Regions from separate parts of the Mus musculus genome. Here all the other regions are linked to region 5. Evidence: chromatin loops called from intact Hi-C (ENCODE). Cell type or tissue: left cerebral cortex. All regions are shown on one strand.

What was found. Hi-C counts contacts between places; a loop is a spot of excess contacts. Peaks named below come from ENCODE experiments on the same cell type or tissue, not always from the same donor. Only the 100,000 strongest peaks of a DNase experiment are listed, where the experiment ranks them.
Region 1: it touches region 5 in a loop (4-fold over the local background); 22 of 42 quality-filtered maps call a loop at or near these places.
Region 2: a loop joins it to region 5, with 2.9 times the contacts of the local background. A loop is called at or near these places in 29 of 42 quality-filtered maps.
Region 3: a loop joins it to region 5, with 5 times the contacts of the local background. A loop is called at or near these places in 24 of 42 quality-filtered maps.
Region 4: it touches region 5 in a loop (5-fold over the local background); 5 of 42 quality-filtered maps call a loop at or near these places.

The regions. Positions count from the first base shown.
Region 1 is chr6:66,960,767-66,965,766 of GRCm38, forward strand. All of the region lies in intron 3 of Gng12 (guanine nucleotide binding protein (G protein), gamma 12), which reads left to right. Among named protein-coding and RNA genes, the nearest start is that of 4930597O21Rik, 39 kb to the left of the region's middle. In left cerebral cortex, CTCF peaks have their summits at 1,895 (motif pointing right) and 3,084 (motif pointing left); DNase peaks (open chromatin) are centred at 518, 1,919, 3,634 and 4,094.
Region 2 is chr6:67,139,691-67,144,690 of GRCm38, forward strand. No RefSeq gene overlaps it. Among named protein-coding and RNA genes, the nearest start is that of A430010J10Rik, 16 kb to the right of the region's middle. In left cerebral cortex, a CTCF peak has its summit at 2,746 (motif pointing left); a DNase peak (open chromatin) is centred at 2,734.
Region 3 is chr6:67,156,281-67,161,280 of GRCm38, forward strand. A430010J10Rik (a long non-coding RNA gene) reads left to right here and starts at 1,521. Exons shown (of 3, transcript XR_001785271.1): 1 at 1,521-2,020; 2 at 2,552-4,556. In left cerebral cortex, a CTCF peak has its summit at 2,692 (motif pointing left); a DNase peak (open chromatin) is centred at 2,691.
Region 4 is chr6:67,264,927-67,269,926 of GRCm38, forward strand. It overlaps Serbp1 (serpine1 mRNA binding protein 1), which reads left to right and starts at 2,053. Exons shown (of 8, transcript NM_001113565.1): 1 at 2,053-2,483. The coding sequence starts at 2,171. In left cerebral cortex, no CTCF peak of the experiment used is centred here; DNase peaks (open chromatin) are centred at 1,973 and 3,093; H3K4me3 peaks cover 3,568 bases; H3K27ac peaks cover 1,391 bases.
Region 5 is chr6:67,033,872-67,038,871 of GRCm38, forward strand. It overlaps Gadd45a (growth arrest and DNA-damage-inducible 45 alpha), which reads right to left and starts at 3,536. Exons shown (of 4, transcript NM_007836.1): 1 at 3,330-3,536; 2 at 3,139-3,240; 3 at 2,807-3,044; 4 at 1,225-1,901. The coding sequence starts at 3,373. The coding sequence ends at 1,788. E230016M11Rik (RIKEN cDNA E230016M11 gene) reads left to right here and starts at 2,728. Exons shown (of 7, transcript NR_040278.1): 1 at 2,728-3,064. In left cerebral cortex, CTCF peaks have their summits at 2,671 and 3,519; DNase peaks (open chromatin) are centred at 2,722, 3,614 and 4,200; H3K4me3 peaks cover 2,614 bases; H3K27ac peaks cover 1,225 bases.

The DNA.
Region 1 (5,000 bases), 73 kb before region 5:
CTACTTTTGTAAAGGTTCTTAAACATTTCAACTTCTCTTCCAGCCCACAAACCAGAAAGAGGTAGGGAAAAAGAAAGGCTAATGGGAAACAGCATTTGTGGACCTGTTTAGAAGTAGTTCCTTGGGGCAATTCTAATCTTCGTTGTCAGGATATCATCAGTCCCGTCCAAAACACTAAACACAAATCAGTAGCAGTGGCTCAATCCAGAAGAGACGGAGAGGCTCTGACCATCGGCATGAGTCCATGGAAGCGGCAAGAACCAGCCGGAATACCATGAGAAGTTCTGTGGTGTGTTTCTCTCTGCAAAGTCACAACACACAAAGATCAGCAGAGACCAGCAAAGTGCAAGGCATACTAATGCAAGAGCAGCAGCAAAGACCAGCGAAGCACTGCAGAGAACCAGTGCGAGAGCATCCTCTCTCGGTAGGGTTGTATTTATATTCTTTCTAAGCAGCAGGCACCCTCTCAAACATCTGCTCCAGCAGAACACCACATGCCCTCTCACAAGACAGCTTCCAGAAAAACACCACATGTGTGTTCTCAACAAAACAGCCTCTCCTGTGTCTGCCTCAGCAAAACATCCTCTCACAAGACAGCTTCCAGAAAAGCAGCAGGTGACACAACTTAGCCTCCAAAGCAACCAGAAACTTCCTCTTCGGTCTTGTCCACTCTCCTGTCCAGATAAAGGAAGGGGCAGTGGCTGCTGGTCCTGACTGGACCCTGTGCTTTTTTATTTATGGCATTACTGTAGAGTTTTCCTGCTTGTCCTACCAAGGAAAGCACGTGCTGTGTATGTAGATGAGGGAGATGGTGTGAAGGTAGCATAGTGGAGAGTTGCCTAATCTCTGATGTAGTCAGGTGAGTTGGTTGAGTGTTTTACTCATTTGAAATCATTAATAAAACCAAGAGGCCATGTTGTCTGGCTTTTCAGGTTCCAGAGTTTCTCCAAAGAAGTATTCTTAAGCACTGAGCGCTGGCTGCATTCCCCCAGACAGCACCTTATCTTCGAACCACTTGGAGGTTCATTTTTCCATTTCCTATCATGAGAGTCTTAGGACTCTAGTATATTTTTCCCCTCTGCTATGAAGCTAAATCAAATATACACAAATCCTGGGTAAGATTAGAATATTCTTTCTCTCTTCCAACCCTTCTCATAAATACCTCATTTGAAAGCTGCCTTCTGACTCCTAGGATTGTATGAGCTAATGTAATGTGAAGGCCTCACACAAAATGAACAATCAGTAGTAAACACACGCTTTGGAAAAAATAGGGGAAAATCATTAAAAGTATGTTAGTATCTAGCCCAATAACCTAAAAAGGCACAAGGTTTATTACCTCAAACCACATTCTGTCAATTTTAAAGCAAGACTAATGATAGCCACTCTCCAATGTAGGCCTTTTCCATGGTAAGCAAGTGTACAGCAGGCTCCTGGTAGTGTCTGGCAGCAGAGTCATCTCTATGTATGGGTAAATGTGCAAGTGGGTTTGGGTGTGGAGGCCACAGTACAGCGTTGAGTGATAATTCTCAGATGACTGGCCTGGAACTTGCCAACTAAGCTAACCTGGCTGTCCAGTGAGCCTCAGGGGTCAGCCTGTCTGTCTCCATCTCCCAGCTTTAGGATTACAACTGTGTATCACAGAACACAGTTATTTATGTGTGGTTGCTGGGGGCATCTCAGGTTCTCAAGCTTACCAGGCAAGCCATTTAATGAACAAGTCCTTGGTACACGCAAGCTAGCATGCTATTTTATAACACTGCGAATGCATGCGCTTGCTTACTGCCAGGAGATCTAAGTTTTCTACATTTCCTGCAGTTGTTTTTCACTTTAGGCATGTTGTTACATTTCTCTGCGTCTTGAATGAGAGAAGGAGCCACATGCTGGCCTCTTGACCAGCCACTAGGTGTCATCAATGGTCAACTAATAGAGAAAGTTTTTTTTGCACAGTGTGCAAGCCTGTGTAATTCTCTTTAGAAGCTGGTTGTCTCTGGATGAGGTGGCTGGCTTGCCTTGAAGAGAGGCAGGGAGTTTCTTCAAGCATTTGCATATGTGGACTTTCCAGATAAATGTGATTTAGAGTCCAAGATTCTACTTGTGCTAATACAGGGGAACCTCACAGGTCTCTTGGCAGCAAATGTAAGTCCTGTGGTCAGGTCTTTGCCAGGTGATAACAGGAACTGTACACAGTTCAGCAGTAATATGGGTTTCTCCTGGAGCCACATGCGGTAAAACAGAGCTGTTCTATTACCTGCCAAGTGCCAGGGTCCAAAGGCTTCTTCTTGCCTTGTTCTTGTTTCACAAAGCCAGCTTTTCAAATAGCCCCTCAGATAGTAATGTGGTGCCATCCCAACAGAGGACAAAGGGCAATCTAAAGTGTCAGAATAGATATCACAGATACTTGGGGGGGGGGGGGTCACTCTGGAGCATAATTAGCACCCAGCAGTATTTTGTAGATAATTGGAACTCGGAGTGAAGGAAGGTTAATGTCTTTGGTAAAACCATTCAAGGACAGGATTTTTTTTTTTTTTTTTTTTTTTTTTTGCATGAGCTATTGTTTGTGTCTGGGTGTCTGATTTCTTTTAAAATCTATGAATAAAACCTACTAGTACTTATTGTAAACTTAATATTTAGAAGGTAATATGCTGATTGCTGCACATGAATTTTTTCTGCCTAGTGCTCACAAAACATCCCTTTGATGTGGATATAATTATCATGTTCATTTTACAGATAATGAAACAGAGGCATAGAAAGATTGTAATAGGTCCTATACTTCCTGCAAGTCAACTGTGATTCTAAGACTTAAACTGCAATGTTCCTAACAACTCAAATATATGTTCTATCACTATCATCATTTTAAGATTAGGAAACCCAGGCACAGGGTGGTCTTGGCAGGGTCAGGAAGGAATGGTTCAGAACAGAAATCCGCAGTTAATTCCAAAGTACTTTTTTAAAAAGTTTGCCGGGCTGGTGAGATGGCTTAGTGGGTAAGAGCACCCAACTGCTCTTCTGAAGGTCCAGAGTTCAAATCCCAGCAACCACATGGTGGCTCACAACCATCTATAAGGAGATCTGGCGCCCTCTTCTGGAGTGTCTGAAGACAGCTAAAGTGTACTTACATATAATAAATAAATAAACAAATAAACAAACAAACAAATAAATAAATAAAAAGAGTTTTTTTTAAAACAAGAACATCTCTTTAAAAAAAAGTTTGCTACATTGTATTTTATATGCAGTAAATACTTGGTAAATGTTTATGACCAGCATAGTTAAGGACCTATAATTCATCAATGCAGACAAGAAGAAACCATACAGGTCTACTACCCCTTCCACCCAAAATTGTACTTCTGCCTGCTGCCTTTAGAATTCTGGGCCACAAATGCCATTCCCTGTGGTAGTCTCCACTCTTCAGTTTTTGCTAGAAATTGCATGTCTTTCAAGTAGAACATCAGGGAACAGCATCCTTGGGAGAATCTTGGCTCATTTTATTTTATTTAATTTCTGACATAGATATTTCCTGGACTTGTTTCTTCTTGCATAGTAGTGTCCTGAATAGTCTGTGTAGCCTCAGAAAGCCATGGCTGGAGGTTGCCGTAGTAACAGTCTAGCCCTCTGTATTGCACCATCTGTGTCTACTGTCACATGCACAAAGCACTTTCCAGCCGGGTGTGAGCATGCTCCACACTCCTGATACCAGCCCAATGCCTGGGGAGGGTTCATTAAGAGTCATTGCCCAGATCACCAAGGCCGGGGCTTGGTGCTGCCGTGGCCTGAGGAGGGAGCAGGGCTCAGCTTATCATTCTCCAGACTCACTGGTTTTCTTTCTACTATGCTGCCATATTAGGTAGTCTAAGGGAAGTTGGAGTAAAAACCTCATCAGACTCTTGGATCAGCGCACCAGGCTTGTTTCTGTAGCCACTTGCTCCTCGTAGCATGCTTGCTTTCAGCAAACAGCTCTCAAATGTCTCTCAGATCTCAGCATTCCTTCAGTGTCTTGGGACCCCTGACGCTACCCTCTCAAGAAAAGCACAAGCTTTCTTTTGGAACCTTTCTCTCTAAATACAAGGACATTTTCCACTGACCAGAATCAGTCAGAGGAAGTAGTGGGGAAGGTGTGGAGGAATGTCTCCATGGAAACAGCCGAGGTGGACCGCATTCCCTTTCTCATTGACTCATCAGCCATACTGATCATTGCCTTCTAGCTACACGGGCCATTATTTATCTATCCAGTGCACAGGTAGAATCGGGCTCTTTGTCCTGTAGTCAGAGAGCTAGGAGCCATGGGAACGGAAGGAAGAGATTGGGAGGCCAGATGAGAGCTGGACTTCTCTGGATGTTTTCCTTTCTATCTGCAACAAGAGTGCCTGTCTCTCAAAAGGACACACTTAGGAAGATCATAATGTTTTATGGAGGAAAGAGCCTATTTCCTGTCTAAACTGGGCTGCCCAGGCCCTGTCCAGCTATCTGTGTCTGAGGCAGATCAAAACCCATACAAGATACACCGCCTAAAAAACTCTGGTCCAGAGAATTGTTAAAAGGGGCAGACTACTCCTACAATCTGTTTGGTCTCAGAGATTACAGGTCTGACCACTTGATGAGGCCTGTGAGCAGAGTAAAAGAGGCATGGCCACTTGAGCTGCGTCATACAGGAGTCAGCAGCTGTGCTGGGACCAGATCCATCCCCATGGGAAAGGGTGGCTGAAGAGGAAGGAAGGCCTCATGTCACACATGTATACATACGAAGTTCAGCAGGAGCCTCTTTAAAAGTATCGGCCTTCCATCCTCCATTCCAACAAGAGTTTTTCAGACAAAAAGGAAAATTTAAAACTACTGTATTCTACCACGTTACCCCTAACTCACTTGCCCCTGCTTTTCCATCGGAAAACTGGAGCTGTCCAAAGCCATCACCTTTACGCAGCAGCCAGGCATTGAGGCCGTGCATCTTTTGTTGTTGACCTGTTCCAGCTTAAGAAGCTCCTGCTGCTCTCTAGTGAATGGCTGTG
Region 2 (5,000 bases), 110 kb after region 5:
GGGTTTAGACTACCCTCCTACTGTCTCTCTGTTGTTGGTGTACCTATCTACATACATTTTCTTCATAATTTCGTAATAATTTGACACTAGGCCTGTGCCCTGTGAGCTCCCTTCAAGCAAGTATTATCTCGGTCTTTCTACCTTTCCCAGAGACATGAATAGCTAGCTCCTAAGGCAAACTCAGTGCTCAGTAAGTGTCTCCAGCCTGGACTCATGAAGGCAAAATGGTTGTCTTACACTTAACAATGCTAGTAGCTATGATTATTTGAGTGCTCATGATGGATCAGACACTGTATGTGGCTTTATTTAATCTCTCAACAGTTTCATCAGTTCTGACAAGTGGCAGATAGAAAAAAGCCTGAGGCTCAGAGAGTAACATTTTTTGAGTTCATACTAACGCTCTTGACCTCTGACTCTTAGCTCTAGTACAATAGGCATTTGATTGGTGCTAGCTGTTGCTTTGGGCTGATGTTGTGGGGGACAAGGACCAGACAAGGAGGGGAGCACTAGACATAGTGCCTCTTGTCGTCAGGCCCTTGAAGACCAGCTGTCACTAGAGTGTTTACAGGGACTGCCATATCCCTGTGTTATCATGGAAAGCTTCCTCTAACTCCAAGAGCTCATTTTCACACTCGCGCCTTCCAGCCTTCCTTATTCTCTCGGGGCAAGGTGAAGTCTGAGAAAGCAAAGGAATTACCTTCACCGAATTTCTTTGCTGATAAGACCCAGGGGAGTTTCCAGACACTTTCCTATGACTGTTCCAGCGGAGGACATGGCACGAAGAAGCTGTGACTCAACAGTGAAGAGCAGGGACTGCTGAAGGTTCCCGGGGAAAAAACGCAGTAGCTGCACAGCTTCATCTGGCTGAGGCAGGAAACCACAGGTGGCCAGGGGACAGGGTGGAGGATCTCGGGATGAGAGAGACACTTGGTGTGGAAAACTATGAATGGCCTTGGAGTCAGGTCATGGGGTAGAGTCCTGACATGGCTACTTACCCACAGTGTGACCACAGCTAGCCAGGTAAACTTCCTAAGATTGGGGCTCCTCCCTGCAGAGTGGAGCAGAAGAGAATAAGCCCGGAAGTGTTCAAGCACAGGTAACCCTGATAACAGTAGTATGAGGACAGGAGGGAGGGAAGGAAAAGGTATCGGTGAGGCCACACCCTTGCTGTGGCTCCCCAGGCTGGGCCCTGGCTCAGCAGTACAGAGTGATCCCTGGCCCTGGAAGTGTGAGGAGTGTTTTCTGCAGGTTGCTGTCTTCAGGAAGGGCTGGATTACTCCCCGAGCATTGTGTTTGCACCATGTGTGGTTTTGCTTTGGCAAGCTGGAAGTTCATGACTGGGATACTGACAAGGGGACTTTCCCTCCAGTGGTCAAGCTGGACTGGATGCCCCAGGGACTTGGGCTGTGGTGAATTTCCTCTAACCGTCTAGCACCGGGACTAATGAGCTCCATAGCCCAGCTGACACTTCCCCCTTCTTGCCATTTTCTTTAAGGAAATTTAAAAAAATATATGTTTACAAGAAAGGTGCTCTTATCACTCAACATCGTTTCTTCTCTGACTAAAGCACTAGGTGGCCTGACGTGTATGGCGATGGCTTGTTGTCAAGTCAGTAAGTCTACAAACCAGAGTGCCTGAGGACTGCATCTCACAGTCTTTCTGGGCAGACAGGCTTAGGGACTGAAGGTAAAGTCTTCAGAGGAGATGAGAGATCCAGCTAAACAGCTTTCAGTGCCATATCCAAGGTCACAGACAGATGAGACCCCCTTTGCCCTGGTGCTTTGCCTGGAACCCAGATTGGATGCCTTCTGCAAATATGGAGGGTAGTGGTTGGGTGCATACTCTCTGCCACACTCTCTGTGTTAAATATTGGTCTTGCACTTTTTATTTCCTCCCTGGGGTTTTGAATCCAGGACCTCTTATATGCTAAACAAATACTGCACCTCTGTGGGAACACAGGATATCGCGTTGCATTTAATCATCTTAAGTCAGGTGTCTTTGACTATGACAATTTCTTGGATTTTTTTTTTCTAACTTCTTTAGACTCTCACAGGCAGCCAGGGTCAAAGACATGGGAATCCACACACAGCCATCTGGGTTCAATTCTGGCCTCACTGCTTATATCTGTATTATTATCCTCTACTGACTGACTGTATGATACGCTGTTTCCAAGGGTCAAGGAATGTGATGTTTTCTAACTTTTCCATATATGAAACCAAGAAGATACGTTTATATGTTAGTAAGATACATGGTGTCAAGACTGGTAGCATGAGTAAGTCATTCTGCTCATGGCCAGAGATAAGAGGTTGAGAGGTTGAGACACATCTGTCACCTGAAGCGCTGGCAGGTCATGCTAGGAAGCTGCTGTCTGACACGTGTGGAAACAGTTAGATTCTGCCTTGGCTGGCACGAGCTGTCCATAATGTTTACCATAAATACAAAAATATGAACAGCAAGGAGCCCTGCAGACGGAGACAGTGATAGTGGCAAGTGCTAGGTGCCTCAGTAACTGTGAGTGTGTATGTCTGTGTGTCTGTGTGTGGGGGTATGTCTTTCTAATTCATTCTAATTGACAACACTTGTCTTTGCTGATGGTAGCCAGCTAGTGAAACCTCATGACACATCACTTTACAAGTATCTGACACTTGAAGAATGCAGAAAGTTTTGTATTTGGTAACAAGGGATTGCAAGATCCTCCCACGCTGACCCACACTTCTGTTCCCAGCTTCTCTGGCGCCACCATCTGGTATCACCTGGGTGTTACCATGGCCTTCACCTGCTAAGGTACATAACACCTGCCTCCGCTACCCATATAGAAACTTGTTTCTTTAAGGAAAAATTTAACCCTTGAATAAACCAAATAAATCCCGTTTCTTGGAGAGAGATGGATGATCAATAACCACAAAGAGAAAAAATTTTAACACGGTATAAGCCAAAGCCAGATTATATTCATATAACTGAGAAATTCTGAACACTTTTAAACTGATACAAGATGATATTTTACATTTGCACTTTGTGATGTGTGGTGATTTGGTCATAGGTCAGCTAAAAATAGAATGGCTTTTTGTTGTTGTTGTTGTTGTTGATGTGGTGGTGGTGGTGGTGGTGTGTGGGAGAGTAGGTGGATGGGTGGGTGGGTGGGTCGGTGTATTTTGCTGGTGATCTAACCCAGAACCTCAAGTGTGTTAGACAAGTACTCTACTACTGTGAACATCTCCAGATATAATCAAATTCTGTAAAATTATGGGTTATTTTTATTTTTAATAGAGAAGACAGAAAAATAAGATTTACTCAATGTGGTCACATTAAGAAGAGTCAAACAATTCTAGCAATGCTCGAGGTCCACATTCAGGGATCTTGACAGAGAGGTGAAGTTTAAACAAGAAGCAAGTGATAGCCAGGCATGGTGGCACACGCCTTTAATCCCAACACTCGGGAGGCAGAGGCAGGTGGATTTCTGAGTTCGAGGCCAGTCTGGTCTACAAAGTGAGTTCCAGGACAGCCAGAGCTATATAGAGAAACCCTGTCTCGAAAAACCAAAAAAAAAAAAAAAAAGAAGAAGCAAGTGATGTAAATAGTCAGAAATAGTCAGGTAAGATGTAGTCCTTTGTCCACCCTTGTCTCTGTTTCAAGTCCTTTCAAGCAAAGTTTTTTTCACAAGTTGTCAATCTTTCTCTAGGAGCCGAGGTTCTCCTTTGGCTGACTCCCAAGACTTCAGCAATTTCCTCTCCCGGCAGGAGATTCCTGGAGAGATTCTCATTTCTTGAGAAAGATTCTTTCAATAGACCCATGAGGTTATGTGTGTCCCTGAATTGGTTTCTCCTGGTCTCACAGGTAGCATTTACAACAGCACCTCTTTCTGGGGAGCGTCCCCATGATGAGCCACCACAGTGTGTCACCCCTCACAGTATAGAAACTTGGTGATGCCAGCATGCAACCTTCTAGGAACAGTGAGTCTTTAAGCAGAACCTGGGTCTTCCTACACACATTTGAAAGCAAGTCTGGGTGAATGGGATGACCATGCTTCTAGCATCTACCTTTGTTCCTGCTGTGAGGGGCTGCAGCATAAAGGGGCCCTGGGACGTGCTGCACAACCCTCCTGCGGTATGGTATCACAACACTAGTCATTGACCCCAGTTGAGCTTTGTACCCTTCAAGATAACATCAAAGTCAAACTTCGGGTCTGGCCTGTAAGTTTGCTGGCTTCACATTTACTAAGTGCACATTTCCTGAGGCTGAGGAGTTAGAGGTGGGTAGGGCTGATTTTCTTTGCACTTTACCAACAGTGTGCCAACACCAACTCTGTCTAAAGATTCTTATGCCTCTAAGACCCAGAGGGATTTGTAGATGAGTTCACACTGTTGATGCTGGCTTCCAATTTTGTGTTTTTATGGGTATGTTTGTGTTTGTGTGTGTGTTTCCTGTGCTTTTCTGTTTTCTCTCTTTTTGTTTATTTTGTTTTATTCTAATTTGTTTATCTGTTTTCCTCTTTGTTTTCTAAAGAGAAAGAAGGTGCGGAGTACTTAGAACCTTAGTCCCAGAGCTCAGGGTGCCTGCTTCTGCCTCTGTATTATTCCCAGTGTAGACTATTAACTGCAAGACCAGTCATAGCTTCTGAATATGCCCTCCATGCAAATGCCGTACTAGTTAGTCAACCAGAGTGGCACTACCAACCTCAACAAGTGTTGGAGGAGAAGCAAAGACACTGCGGCATATACTAGTCACTTACATTAGGAGAGAGAGGGGGCTATGGTGTTCTAAGGATAGGAACTAGCGTTAGAGCAACCTTGAGAAAGACATAGAGGGGAAAAGAAGTGGAGAAGGAGAAGGTGGGATACTTTTAGGGTCCACAGATTTTACAGGTTTTATTTAAAGCTGTGGAAGGTTATGTGTGGGAGGTATAGAGTATAGCAGGTTAAGGAAAGGGAGAAAATGAGACAGGAATGAAAGGGAAAGTGTGTAAGTTGTACAATGGAAGAATAATAGAGTGTGCCCAGTCT
Region 3 (5,000 bases), 120 kb after region 5:
AAAAAAAAACCAAAAAACCAGAAGCAGGGCAGACTATAATTGTCAAGCGCCTATGTTCAATGGTTAGGCCCCATATTAATTTGTCCCAGAACTTCCCAGAACCTGCTGGGGACCTGCTGGGGACCAAGTGCTCAAACATTGTGATACACATCAAACCAATGACTTTCACCTAGCAGGTAAACCAGGCTCTCTGTGGAGAGCGACTCTGGCTACCTCTGCCTCACCTGTTCCTAGATTTCCTTATTGGCCTTGCTCAAACAACTCTTTACCTAGAAGTTTCCAGGGATCTATCAGGTTCCCTGGTCTCTTCTTTTTGTATTTAAACTTCTGATCCTCCTGCCTCTACTCTGAAGTGTCGAGATTACAGATGTATGTCATCAAGCCCAAACAGTGTGGCAATTTTCGTTTTACACCTTCAATAGTAGTGTGCCTTGTAGCCACACAGAGGTCTAATGTTTGAGCTGGAGAAGCAATCAGCTTTTCAGTTTTTCTGTTAAGGGAACTTGATACTGTAGGTAAGAGCCACTAAAAGATGTAACAGAAGGAGGTAACATGACACAGTTCTTCTGAGAACTGCCTGGTCTCCTGTCAGTGAGAATAAGATAGCTCGCTAGCCAAATTGAACCAACTGGTTTGAGGGGGGGGGGCGCGTTGGTGGGAGTACAAGAATCCCAACTCTTCCTTTAAGGCATGGAGATCTTCAGTTTCCTGTGCAGTGGCCTAGGAGCATCGTGTCCAGAGACTAAATCTCTCTGAGATCTCAGGACCTCTGCATTCTGTTCTCATTCTCAAGAGTAGATATGTCTCTGTTGGTTTTCTCTGCCTAAAACTCGTCCCTCAGGCAACCAGACAAACCAAGAGCACAGGTTGTGTGTTCATTGGATGACAGACTGGACAAAAGCTGTCAGGGAGAAAGCGAATCCTCTAAGAGAGACCAATATCTCCTCCAGGGCAAGGGAACACAGAAGCCAAGGTATGACCCGAAAGCCAGCTGATTTGTTTGTGGTGAGAGAATCAGCTTCGACACTGCTAAAAGTTCATACTGGCCAGACCAACGTGTTCTCGCCCTGTTGAAAAGTCCATTCCTACAAAGCCAAATTATTCAAAGGAGACTTGGTGAACAAGTGTTAAATGAAATGTGTTCCCCAGCTTAGTTGTCAATGGAGTTCTCAACCGTTACAGGGATTGCCTTGCCAAAGGACTTCATCATTCAGGTCTGCTGGCCAAGTGTCCTTCTCACCAGAAGACTGATATAAGGCCAGTCCTTGAAGTCTATCATGCTTTTAAGTTTTCATGGCTGGCCAATTTCCTTCTCTCATAATGTTAAACCATTTCCCCCAAGTCACCAAGGATTCATTTAATCCCTTATTGTCACAGACAAACTCAAAGTCATCTACTTAAGAACACATTTAAATACAATTGCCTAGTTTTTAAACAAAAACTTATCCCAACCACTATATATACATACATATACCATATACATATACCATATATATATATATATGCACATATATATATATGTATATACACGTAAAGATATTTCTTATTTACATGTGCTACATGTGTGTTGTTGGCTGCAGAGGGTAGAAGGTGTTAGATTCCCTAGAGCTGGAGTTACTAGAAGTTATGAGCTGCCCCACACAGATGCTGGGAATTCAACTCAGGTCTCTGTAAAAGCAGCAAGTGCCCCTAACCACTGAGCCATCCCTCCACACACAAAACAAAACAAGTCTCGCTATTTAGGTCACTGTATAGGCTGACCTCAAACTTGAGATCCTTCTGCCATTGCTTCCTGGATGCCAGGACTATGATGTACACTGTCACAACAACCCACCTATTATCAGTTGATTTACAAGTTCGTCAAGGTTGCTGGATAACATTTTCTAATGGCTTGCAATGGGAGAAAACAACCTTTTAAATAAGGAGCTTAATTCTCCCCAGGAATCCTGAGTATGGAAACTCTTCCTCCATCTGAGAAGGGAGTAATCTGAAGGGATTAACCTAGTGCCTGGGAAATTGGGTGAGTACATGGGACACAGGAAGAAAAGGGCAGACATTGGAAGGTCTTGGTAGCTTCCAGCCATGGCAGAGTGCTGTTAGGTATAGGTAGCAGAAAGCACTCTACTAGAACACGGAAAACACATCCTTGGTGTGACGTGATGCTGAGTCCCCAGCCCATCTTCGGCACAGATACTCTTCCCCAACGCTCACCTTTGAACTAAATAACGATATTCGTATCTTCTTGGAGGGCAGAATAACAATGCATGAAATCATAGTCCTTTACAAAATGTTCTTGCTTATCCACCCCATTCAGTCGGGCGTCTTAACAGTGGCGGGACTGACTAGTAATCATTTTTTTTTTCTCTCAAACTGTCATAAACATACCAAAACATTGACCTTCATGTGTCTACGTCTGAGATTAACTGCAATAATGAGAAGAGGGAATATAGCAGTGAGACATTAAGAGGAAAGGTGACCCAGTGCGGCTGGTGCTTGTTGAAGCTGGACAGCTGACACAAGGGGTTCACTACGTTGTTTGCTGTACTTTTAGGTCTTCCGGGGTGGAGCTGTGTATTCCTCTGAGCCCTTGTTGTGACATAGAGTGAATAGGGTGAGGAGGAGCCATTCAGCAACTTGGTCTAGCAGGAAGCTCTCCTTCATGACCTGATGGTATCAAGCGCCCCCATGTGGCAAATGTCTAAATCGTCTCTGCCGGCAATAAATGTGAGCAATTGTCTGATCTCTGTGTCGGTGTGGGCGGGGCTGTTGGGGCTGATGAAATCTAGGGCTTTGTGTATAGTAGACAACCGCTACACTTTATCCCCCGTCCTAACTTGTAATTTAAGAAACGTCTTGATTTTGTTTTGTTTTGTTTTTAAACATTTGTCTATAGATCAGCCTTGGTTATTATGTTTCTGACACACTGCTTCAAATCTGCGGCATCATTTCAACTTCCATAACACTTGACTGCTAATTTGTGATTATCTGCTTATTAATCTGATAAATTCTTCTTCCCTTCTCGTCTCTTTTTCAAATGGACTAGAAGGAAGGAGGAAGAGAGGGAAAGAGAACAGAAAAGAAAGGAGGAAAGAGAGAATTAGACTCTTCTCCCTTCCCCTACCCCAATGTTCATGCTATGTCATATGTGGATTAGCAAGAACCATTGTCTCATCTTCTGCCATTGTTAAGTAATTAGCATGTCCGTGCCATTAGACCCTGTTGGAAACTAACTTCTGCCACTTGAGCTTGTCATTTTACTTCCCAGAATATTTCCCCTTTATCTGTAGCATAAGAGTGGCAACACTAACCTGGCCTCTGCAGGGTCACAGTAGGGTCATGCTAAATGGTATTGGAGAAAGCCCATAGACTCCCACAAAGCCCCGTGTTGGGGGAGCATGGTGCTGGAAACACTGTTACAGCAGCTGGCCTCCCTCCTGACCCAACTGCCTGCAAAGGTAACTGAAGTCCACTTAAAAGAGAAGGGCTTTACGATTCTCCTAGTTAGCTGACCTATTTATGAGCGCAAAGCCCAGCAAAGATGGTCTTTTCTTATAGTTTTATTTCAAAAAGGGAGACAATAATCTCCTCTCCAACATGGGTGCAGACAACAGTGCTTGAATTTGCTAAGGCAGATAAGGAACAGGGCATTGAAAATACATCACAAGGCGATACAAGATAATAGAAAAAAGTAAAAGTAAAACCTTCAGGTTTTCAAGTGCCACACAGGAGTCTCAGGTAATGTCATGGGAGTATCCCCAGCTTTTACAGAAAAGGGAGTGGGCAGGTTTTTCTGGTTCACAACTTTCTTTTTTTTTCCCCCTTGCTCATTGTGATGGTTGGTCTTAACTGTCAACATGAGAAGATTTACAATAAGTTTGGAGATCAGGCATTAGGTGTGAAAGGACTCACCCTACACGTGGGCAGCACCATTCCAGGGACTGGGACCCTAGACTGAGTAAAAAGGAGTAACTGAGCCAAGTTCCCGTACTCTCTGCTTCCTGAATCCAGACATGGTGAGCCAGCTGCCTCAGGCTCCTGCCACCATGTCTTCCTGGCTGTGAGCCAAGTTATAAGCCCTCCCTCCTGTAAGTAACAAGAAAAAAATAAGTAGTATGCTCATCAATAATAGCTCACTTTCTTTGGGGTTGGGGGTATAGAGGGGGTCTCTCTAGGTAGCTGAGTCTAGCCCAGAATTCTAATCCTCCTGCATCAGCTTTCTGAGTGTTAGGGTTATAGTTGTACACCACCGCACCCAGTCTTCCAGTAGATTTCTTTAAGAGTGGAATCTTAAAATGAAAGTGGGAAGGAAATGCCTTTAGCCAGGGGATTTCTCATTCTGTGCCTTAAGCTCAGACAATATCTGGACGCTGGTAAGAAGCTAGGACCCAGGAGAAAACATGCGCCCTGTGCACAACTTTCTCACAGATATGTCTGCTCACTAGAATGTGCACTTCTTGGACACGAGTCACACTCCCCAGACCAGGATAAGGCCTGCTTGTGTTTGCTGAGATAATAAATGAGTGGACAAAGAAGCTGGAGATGAGACTCTCACAGAGGTAATCCATTACTTAGTCCTGACTGGGTCCCTTCTTGTTTTCCTAGCAAATTCCCACATTCATCCTTCTGGTTCCAAAGTGGGCTCTATTGTATGTTGCATTTTGTTGGTTTTTTTGTTTATTTGTTTGTTTGTTGTTGTTTAATTTTATCATTATTTTAAAAATGAACACTCTGCCCTAGTGAGATGGCAAGGCCAAGTCGGAACATGATTTTTTTTTTTTTTTTTTTTTTTTTTGATAATTGGATCTTCAAGTTCACCCTTGCTGTCTGTATTTTGCACAGTGTTCAAAGGGAAACAGAGCCATCTTGGGCACGGCCAGGAGTTCCTGCAGAGCAGGGGGTTAGTTGAGTATCTTTTCTAGTAGGATCTGGAGCTATAGTCTATAACCACTATCTTCAAAAAAAAAAAAAATCACATTAAGGGGGAAGAGGGAGGGAGAGAG
Region 4 (5,000 bases), 230 kb after region 5:
AGCACCCAGATAAAAATGTGTGCATCTGTTACTCTAGCACTGAAATGGAGGACTACAGAGAACTTCTGGAGTTTGCTAGCCAGCCGCTCGTGCCAACCAGTGAGCTCTAGGTTCAGTGGGGGATCTTATCTCAAAAAAGTAACGTGAGGAAGTGAATGAGGAGAACTCCTAGCATCAGCCTCTGCCTTCACGTGTGTGGCCACATGTACGCACAGAGAAATGTGTGAGAGCAAGATTTGAACATGGCTGAAAACTGAGTACCAGCATCAAAGGAGCAAGCGCTTTTGAGGTTTCCTAGTAGGCCAGTATCAGACACATCAGCTGTGTATTTAGTCAAGGTACTTGGATAGTTTCCACATTTACTGATAGAATATTCTCAAGAGAAGCGTGCTTGCTATACATAAAAACTGTCATGTTGCATGAGTATACGTACAAGAATGTAATGTGGGTCATGAAATGCTGTGGAGCCTTGATTTGAGTAAGAGCTGGAGAGTCTCCTCTGCTCTTACTGTGAGGATTATCCTATAAATGTTCTTACTGATAGTAGCAGACATTCTTTAGACATTAAAAAAAAACACTTTTATCTGTTATTTATTTATGTGTGTTTGAGTGTGAATGTACCACAGTATGAGTGTAGAGATCAGAAAACTACTATGGGAATCCCATTTTGCCTTTCATTCTGTTGATCCAGGAGACGGATTCAAAGGGTTGTTTAAACTTGATTAGTTATTGGAATTTCAGCACTTGTTGTAATTTCTATCAGGACAGAACTTGGTTTACAGAATTGATGTCAACAGTCTCATAGTGCAGCTAGAAGATTGCCACTAGCACTTAAGTGTGACCTTAGTAAGTTTTATCAATTCTGACAGTTTCATCCCTGTGAGAAAGGGATAGTTATTTATCTAAAAGGATGTGAGGATGAAACATTCGTAGCACCTGCTGCCTGAGGTATGTTTTCTATTACATAATGTATCAATGGAAAAGATTTAAAATTATAGTGTGTATTGGCACTGGATTGTCTTAGTGGGATTTAAGGTTCCCAACTAATGTCAGAGTTAGCATATAATTACGAAATTAGTTTCCTCCCTTCACACATAATACCCAATGTACTATAAAACATTTCCTCTTGAGCACATTTGGGGAGCTGGAGACAGGGTTTTTTCTTATGAAATCCCTGCGGTCCTGGAACTTGCTCTGTAGACCTGGTTAGCCTTGAACTCTGCCTCCTAAGTGTTCAGATTAAAGGCATGCGCCACCACCCCAGGCTCTGGAGCACATTTTACTAACACCGCTGACCAGATACCGACAGATCAATTTATCGCGTTGATTCTAGAAAGCGTTTCCACAAACACTGTTTTAGAGGATGGCCGAGCGTGCAGTTGTGCAGTCAGGACTTAACAGCTCTTAAAGCATGGTTGCAATGACCGGAAAAGGCGCGCAACCCAATTAGTTCAACTCCTCTTTTGGATTCCTTCTGCCACGCAGATTCAACCCTGGAACTCCGTTCCACATTAAACCGAATTGCCTTGATTCGTTACGAAGGGTGGAGGGACAGCTCTAGAAATCCAACAGTCAGGGACGAGCAGCCGTGCGGTCGCAACCTACCGGAGGCTACTGTGGCACCCCCCACCCCCCGGAAGTTTTTGAGGCTCCAGTTACTAGGTCTGGGAGTCACCTTGACCCTCCCAGAAAGGTGGGGAAAGTCCTGGCCGGAGACAGAATGAGTGAAACCAAAGACAGAGAACACTTTCGTGAGCAGAAGACGCCCTCACGTTTTCCTGTTCTCAGAGGTATCTAAAGACCGAGAGTTTAAGGGTGACAAGAGCAGGTGGCAGAACTCCGCCCCGTACTCGCTTCCCCACCTTCAGCGAGCACGCTGCACACTTTCCTTGAGATCCCGCCTCTCAGGCGCGCGCGAAGAGTTGCTGCGCAGTGCACGCTGGGAGTTGAAGTTCAGGAGTAGACAGCCATCCCGGGCTAATCAGTTGTGGCCTACAGGCCCCATGGTGCCGTGCGGCGCAGGCCGCTCCCGGATGTGTGCTTGGCGCCGGAAGAGAAGGCGGCCCCCCTCTCTCGGCCCGGCCATCTTGTGGGAAGAGCTGAAGCAGGCGCTTTTGGCTCGGCGCGGTCCGCTGCAATCCGTGGAGGAACGCGCCGCCGAGCCACCATCATGCCTGGGCACCTACAGGAAGGCTTCGGCTGCGTGGTCACCAACCGATTCGACCAGCTATTTGACGACGAATCGGACCCTTTCGAGGTACTGAAGGCAGCAGAGAACAAGAAAAAAGAAGCCGGCGGGGGCGGCGTTGGGGGCCCCGGGGCCAAGAGCGCGGCTCAGGCCGCGGCCCAGACCAACTCCAACGCGGCGGGCAAACAGTTGCGTAAAGAGTCCCAGAAAGACCGCAAGAACCCGCTGCCCCCCAGCGTCGGCGTGGCCGACAAAAAGGAGGAGACGCAGCCGCCGGTGGCGCTTAAGAAAGAAGGTAAAGCCGGGCGAGGCGGTGGGGAGCCCGGGCTGGCGGGCAGGACGGGGGCGTGCGCCGCCGCTTGCTCGTGCAGGCGGCGGGGCCGCAGAGCCCTCGGAGCCCCTTCACGGTGCGGGGAACGTGGCTGGTCCCAAGTCCACGCCGCTCTCTCGGTCGCTTGCTCGCTCGCAGGCTCGGCGGGAGCCTTCCTTCCCGCCTCGGGCGGACGGAGCGTGCTCCGAGAGGGCGGCCCGGGCGTTCCCGCCGATTCCTGCCGGGCGCTAGCCTCCTGGCTCTAGGCGCTCGGGAAGCAGCGCGGGCATTGCTTCCTGCCCGGCGGGCTCCTGGCTGCCGCTGCCTGCTGTGGGCTCCTGCCCTGCCATCTTGTCCCACAATGGCGCGGACCCTCAAGGAAAGGCCCGGGCTCAGAGTTTCCACTTGGGCTGCGTCTCCGTTTGGGGGTCCCTGTTAGAGTGGAGGGAGGGAGGAGTTGCTGTTTGGGTCCCACGTGTGTGTTTTGTGTTGTGCCCTTTCGCTCTTACGTTAGAAGAAGTTCCTGTAACTTACTGGCGAGAACTAAAGTGTTGGAGAGGAGAAGAATTTAGCCCCACTCATTTTAGAGGGAGTTCCGAATAAAAAACTGGTCATTAGTGGAACCCATCTCATGTCTCCATCTCTTCTTCCAACTAACTCCCTGGAGCCCCCAGGTCATAGGGCTTTGCTTGTTCTGGGCCTCGTGGGCGAAATGAGTGCCCAGCCTGTCATGTCCCGGCAGCAGAACTCAGGCTGCAGCTTTTCCTCCGCACGTGCGTAAAGCGTGGTCGGGTCTTCATTGGCGGCTAATGGTCTCTTCAAGGGCACTAGAAGTTTCATAGTTGTTTTGATTTTAGCATTCTTCTCCATTACTGGCTTATTGTGGATGAAAAGGCAAAGCAATTAGGGGCTAAAAAAGTGAAAAATCAATAGCGAGTACATATAGAATAACCTGTGAATCTTTAAAATTGGTATTATGTTAAAGTGCCTCTCAATGCCACGTGCTCATGAAAGGAATTGTTTCTCATTAGATTGTGTTAGGTTTGAAGTTTTTTGGGGGTGGTGGTGTCTTTCAATGAAGGCTTAGAGTAAAACATCCAGTTCCTAGTAGATTTATAAAAGGGAAGAGTTCTATTAATATATTTGGAAGCATAGTCTGGAGTGTTAGAAAACATCACTTGGGCAGAAGTACTGAGCGGATTAAGCTTCTTGACATTACATAGTTGAATAAGACATTTAATTTCTGTGTTAGGGACACTAGATAGTGTTATTTAAACTACTAAAATTTACCTCCTTTATGACTGTAATTCACAGAAGTACATGAATAAGTTGAGTAAATAAAACACATCACATAGATGAACTCAAAAAATGGTCAAAACATGAAGCATGATTTTAAATTATTCAATTTTCATCACAAAGCCAATTTATGATCTTGCCTGTAAACTAGCATAAGTCATCAATGGAGGACATTTTTATTTATAGCCAGGATTACGTTTGTCATTTACTTCAGAAAACTTTTTCACAATAGTAGTCAACCTTTTTTTTAGTTACGTCCAAGTCTTCCATGGGTTGTACTGGGTATTGAACTTAGAACCTTGTCCTTGCTGGGGAAAATTTTGCATTACACATCTCAAACCCTTAGATCACTCTTTAAAACCAGAGTTGATTTTAAATAAGGTTATATATACATATGGGGAAATTTTGAATAAAACTTCCAGTTAGTGCTGTGTGGTGGTGGTTGGTAGACTTGTAAACAAAGTACCTATCTGTAAGAGTGGAAACAATTGTTAACCTATGGTGTGTCCTGTGTCTCGGGAACACAATGCTGGAATGTAATGTTTTTCTACATAAATTTTGATGCATTTGTCTATTTGAAGAACTTGAATTGGCAAAATGTCATTAAAAGTAGACCAGGTTTTTTGTGTTTAGCAAAAAAAGAAAAGCAACTCTGGATATTAGTGCAGTTAAGAAACTCATGTATCTGGTAAGTACAGTAAAAGAACCTTGTATGCTTTTTAAAAAATTTTTTTTCAGTAGATGAATTTATATTTTGTGGTAAAAGTGGCCGAACCCAGCATTTTGCAAACTAAGTGAAAGTAGCTCTCACTGAGCTACACTCCCAACCACTTGATGAGTTTAGTAAGTTTTTTTCTGATTATGTAGGCCTCATACTGAATATTGGGTGGGGAAGCAAGCCATTGTTCCTTGGGTGTGTTTAGCTTGGTTATCATTACAAGTTCTGAGCTGGTTCTATAGCTCCACCCCAATACACTATACCTCTGATGAAATTTATGTAAATGCCACGGCATAAGGGCTACATTTAAGGCTTGCCCTGAGAATTTACAGAGACTGAGCTTAAATATTAAGGAATTTCACCTTTACTGTATGACTATAGTTAAAGATATCTGAACAAATGAATATATCCTGATGGTGTTCCATTTTCTTAGAATTAGTCACATGTTTAAATATTTTACAAAAACAATTTCTCAGCTGATTTTGTTT
Region 5 (5,000 bases):
AGTGGGAAGGCTAAAGGGCTTGCTCGAAAGGAATTGCTCTCAAATCTCCTGCTAATATAAAAGTAAATGTTGTTATTCCAGTTGTTTGGGATTACACATTGTCTTCAAGCAAAGACTAAATAAGGCCTAGAAATCCACATTCCTAAGAGTAGAAAAGCAGAAGGCTCATAGGCCTATACAAGATGGGCAGAAGCTTAAGGGTTTTGTGGTTTCTTCTGCTCTCCCTGATGGTCACAAGAAGGCTGGCAAACAGTAGGGGCCCAAGGAGTTCCAGAGAGGAAGGGAGGGAGGGAGGGAGGGAGGGAGGGAGGGAGGGAGGGAGGGAAATAGAGAAAGAGAGAGCTCCAGAGAGAGAGGAGAAGAGAGAGGGAGGGAGGGGGAGGAGGAGGGGAGGGAGAGGGGCAAACAGTGGAGACTATAGCTCTGCCAGGCTTTGTCTTCAGCACACACCTTTGCTTCCCTTGCCTCTGCCTCCCAGCTACAGTTAATTACCAGGTGCTTTCTAACCAGACAGTAGAAAGGCTTCTTCTACTGAAGTCTTTTCTTCTTCTTTTTCCTCTGACACTTCTTCCCTGACATAATCAGACCTCTCACAGCAGTAGGGGAAATTCTCTGGGAAGAGGCTACAACTTGACAAAACCTGCCCTTTGCCACGGTTCTCCCTTACGCTGGTACTGTATAGCCAGCCACTCACCCTATTTACTACCCCATACCTCCCCAAGTTATCTACCTACAACACTGACCAGGTCACTTCCTTCTGCAGACTGTGGCAAGTTCACAGAAAGAAGCTCAAATACATAATGGTGATGCAAGAACTCCTGTCAGCATCTGAGCTGAACCCCCACCTTTCCAACCCTCTCTCACTTATCTGCCTACACCAGAGGCAGGCAGAGACACCCTCGTAGGTCTCTCTGCAGGCTGTGATCTTTGATGCCTCCAATGAAATGTTTTTTCCTCAGTAAAAGCTTCACTCATCTTCAAGCAGCTTTGGTAACCCTCCTCTCTGCTTCCACGTTTTGCATGCAATTAATTATAGCATTTAAGTCATTCACTGTAATTTAGACTTTGCAAGGTGAATCTTGCCATATTCCCTTTTTCCTTACCCCGACCCTCTACAACCGCCCCCCCCCACCATCTTCCTGCCTAGTGTAAAATACAGCAAAGCTTCAATAGAATGTCCAATAATCAATATTGTAAAACACAAACCACACGTTGAGAAATGACACAATTATTCCATACCAGTTTATTTTAGATAATGTGCTTCAAAAACTTTATCATAAATAACCTTTCACATCATAAAATAACTTAGTAAGATTTATAATAAAACTTCTGAGAATTTAACATCTCATCAAAATACATTTAAACTGTGGCTTGAAAATATGATTAATCCTCTTTTACTTTCCTTTTATTTGAGGGCATAAAGACCAAAAAAAAAAAAGAAAAAAAATACCCAAACTATTGCTATACATTTAAAGTTTCAACAAAGCAATATTTGGCTTATTTGAAAGTAACCTGGCCATCCTAAATTAGCAGTTTTCTTTCTTGCAGTGCTTTGTAGTTTTTGTCCCTTTTGCCTTGGATTTCTCTTTTCTCGCAGCTTCCTTCTTCAGGCTCACCTCTCTCTCCCTCTGCAAAGTCATCTCTGAGCCCTCGTGCAGTTGAACTCGGCCCCTTGACATCAGTTTCTGTAATCCTTGCATCAGCGTGGGGAGTGACTGCTTGAGTAACTACAAAGGTATTTCAAAACTTCAGTGCAATTTGGTTCAGTTATTTCCATTCGGATGCCATCACCGTTCCGGGAGATTAATCACGGGCACCCACTGATCCATGTAGCGACTTTCCCGGCAAAAACAAATAAGTTGACTTAAGGCAGGATCCTTCCATTGTGATGAATGTGGGTTCTGTGAACAGATTTTGAAAAAATTACTTCCCCGGAAAATAATCAGCTTCTGCTACTAATTGTGCTACTTTTGAAAGGGCCAAACCCCGAACATTCTGTTAAAAACAGCATCTAGCATAGTCTAAACACCTGTAACGTGCACGGAACTACACAGAGTTTTGCATATTAACTACCCCATTCTGCATGAGGTTACCATTCTTAAGACCTCCCTTCCAAGCATGTACCCTGGTGGGTCATAAGTAAAAGACTCCTGAAAAGCATTCTCAGGCTGTGTGCACGGTGAGGGCTGCAGGGCAGGCAGCTGCTGAACTCTTATCTTCCCTGACGATGAATAGCACATTTTACTGGCAGCAACAAGTAACCAGGCAGTCACTTCCCTACACAAGTCAGAAGAGAAAGAGTACAAAAACAAAAAACCAGAAGACCTAGACAGCACGGTTCTTTCTGAAAACACTATCAACCCACCACACATTTTTAAGCGGTGGGGAGGAGGGAGCTCGTTTAAACAAACTCAAGAGCAGCAAAGAAAAGAATTCCACTCGGTACACTTCAGAGTATCTATCTATATCCAGGGAATTAATAAGGTCTGTCTCCTACACCACTTCTACCTTTAGCTTTGACAGCAAATGAAGAATGAAGCTAACTTCTTAACGAAGGGTAAACCGGGAATTTATTTGGCTTTATCTAATCTGTTCTGCTCAAAGAATTAGCCACGCGAGGTTGTGCAGAGGTAAGCAGAGGTAGCAGCTGGGCAGCTTGCTGACTCACAGGGATATCTTCCGCCGCTGGAGGCCACCCACGAGCTTAGACACGCTCCGTACCCTATCACAACCCCCGCGAGATCAGCGTTCAGCTCGGACAAGGTCCACCCCAGCAGATTCTGGGCTGCAGCCCCGGGTCTCTTACCGTCACCAGCACACAGTGCAGGTCCGGGGTCTGCGCGGCGCCCCCGCTCTCCGCCGGGCCCGCGTCGTTCTCCAGTAGCAGCAGCTCAGCTAGCCGACCCGGGTTGCTGACCCGCAGGATGTTGATGTCGTTCTCGCAGCAGAACGCACGGATGAGGGTGAAATGGATCTGCAGAGCCACATCCCGGTCGTCGTCTTCGTCAGCAGCCAGCAGGCACAGTACCACGTTATCGGGGTCTCTGCGGGCAGCGGGGCAGCGGTGAGTTGCATACGCTCAGGGGGGCGCGGGGTAGAGGCGGGTGGGTGGGCGAGCGGGGAACGCGGGCCACTTACACGTTGAGCAGCTTGGCAGCCTCGTACACGCCGACCGTAATGGTGCGCTGACTCCGAGCCTTGCTGAGCACTTCCTCCAGGGCATCGCCCACCGTGTCCATCCTGCGGGCGGCAGGGTGAGAGCGGGTCAGCCGGGTCCCCGGACGCGAGGCGGGAGGGGCGGCGGCCACCGAGTCGGCAGGCACACTTACCTTTCGGTCTTCTGCTCTGCAGCCGAGAATTCCTCCAAAGTCATATTGCAAGTGCGAGTCCCTCCCTCGGCGCGCGGGCTGCTCCTGGCCCCCACAGTGCGCGGCGCCGGCTCTGCGCTCGCTCCCACCCTCCCTTCTCCGCTCCGGCCGGCCGGCTGCTCGCCTAGCCTCGCTGGGGAACTCTGCACTGCTGCCTCGGGGCCACTGGAGGACAAAGGGCCCGATTCCGGAGATATGGGGCTAGCCCTCAGCCAACCAGGTCCAGCTTCATTTGCATGCAGTCAGGCCATTGGGTTATGCAAATTAGCAGACGTTGACACCCAGACCCTCGCTCCACCAAAGCAAGGCAGAGTTGAGCGGAAAGGGGCGGAGCTACGCGGGAGGGAGCCCACGGGACGAAGGTGGTGCTGAAACCCGGTTGGTGGGGTCCTGAGCCAGCTCTAGGTAGTTTGTGGAGCCTTCTGGTGCGGAGGGCTTTGCAGTGGTTCAAGTGTCCTCAGCTCTGACTGAAACAGCCTGCCAATTGTTTTTCTGGTTGTGGACATCTTTTGATTGTCGTTTCGTGCCCTTTGTGTTAAGGGGCTGCTTTTTAAATTTTACTTCCAGGGATTAATGCACTCCAGTCTAGCTGTTGTTAGTAAGCATATTTTTAAGTGTCCAGACATGCCGGGCAAAGCTTGCTTCAGTGTTTATATGCAAGTTTCAGGTAAACCTGCTTATTCCCAGTAGTAGTCTTTTGGTGCCCTGATGGCTGGTTTGATTTGGTTTTGGTTGGTTGTGAGAATTTGAAACTCCAGGGAGAAGAAAAAAAAAAAAAAAATCGCATTTGTGTGTAGTGGTGGCACAGTACCAAGTTGGAATCTTTTCCACAAAAAGTTGGTGAAATTTCTGCCTACTCCATGTAAGGTGGGGAGCTGGTGATCGCATGTTTAACGAGCCAAATTCACCGTTCTTAGAATCCTTCCTGAAGAAGGCTCCTTCTGATCAAGTAAGAGCTAAGAGAGAAATTCTGTGGTATTCAGAGGTGCCATCATGGAAATTCGAGGTGCTCACGATGTTCCCTGAGCGTCCCATCACAGGCAGAAGAGTATGACACCACCTTTACTGTCTATGAGCTCACTCTGAATTACTGAAGCTGAATCATGAAGCTGTAACTGTAGTACATTTTAGCCATGTGCTCAAATTTCACCTTTGAGATAATAGCAACTTGTAGGTAGAAGGCAAACCCTCGTAACTGCAAGCAGGAGTTACAAAGTAAAAACAATTTTTAATGCAAACTTTTACTGGATAGCTCAAAACTCTCTTTGTTTTATGAGCTTATTCAGTAAATACAAAAGCATTGCCTGAACCTACTAGTCACGGAGAGTGGTGAAATTGCAGCCCATATGCTTGCATTCTTAACAGTGCTAATATTGAGGTCACTGGGTAGCTTACAGTTACAGAAGTAAATTTTGCAGAGGTACATGTGAGTTATCCTTAAGATTTTTTTTGCGGGGGGAGGGGTGGTTTTTCGAGACAGGGTTTCTCTGTGTAGTCCTGACTGTCTTGGAACTCACTTTGTAGACCAGGCTGGCCTCGAACTTAGAAATCCGTCTGCCTCTGCCTCCCGAGTGCTGGGATTAAAGGCGTGCGCCACCATACCCGGCAAGTTTTTATTCTTGTGGACAAAAT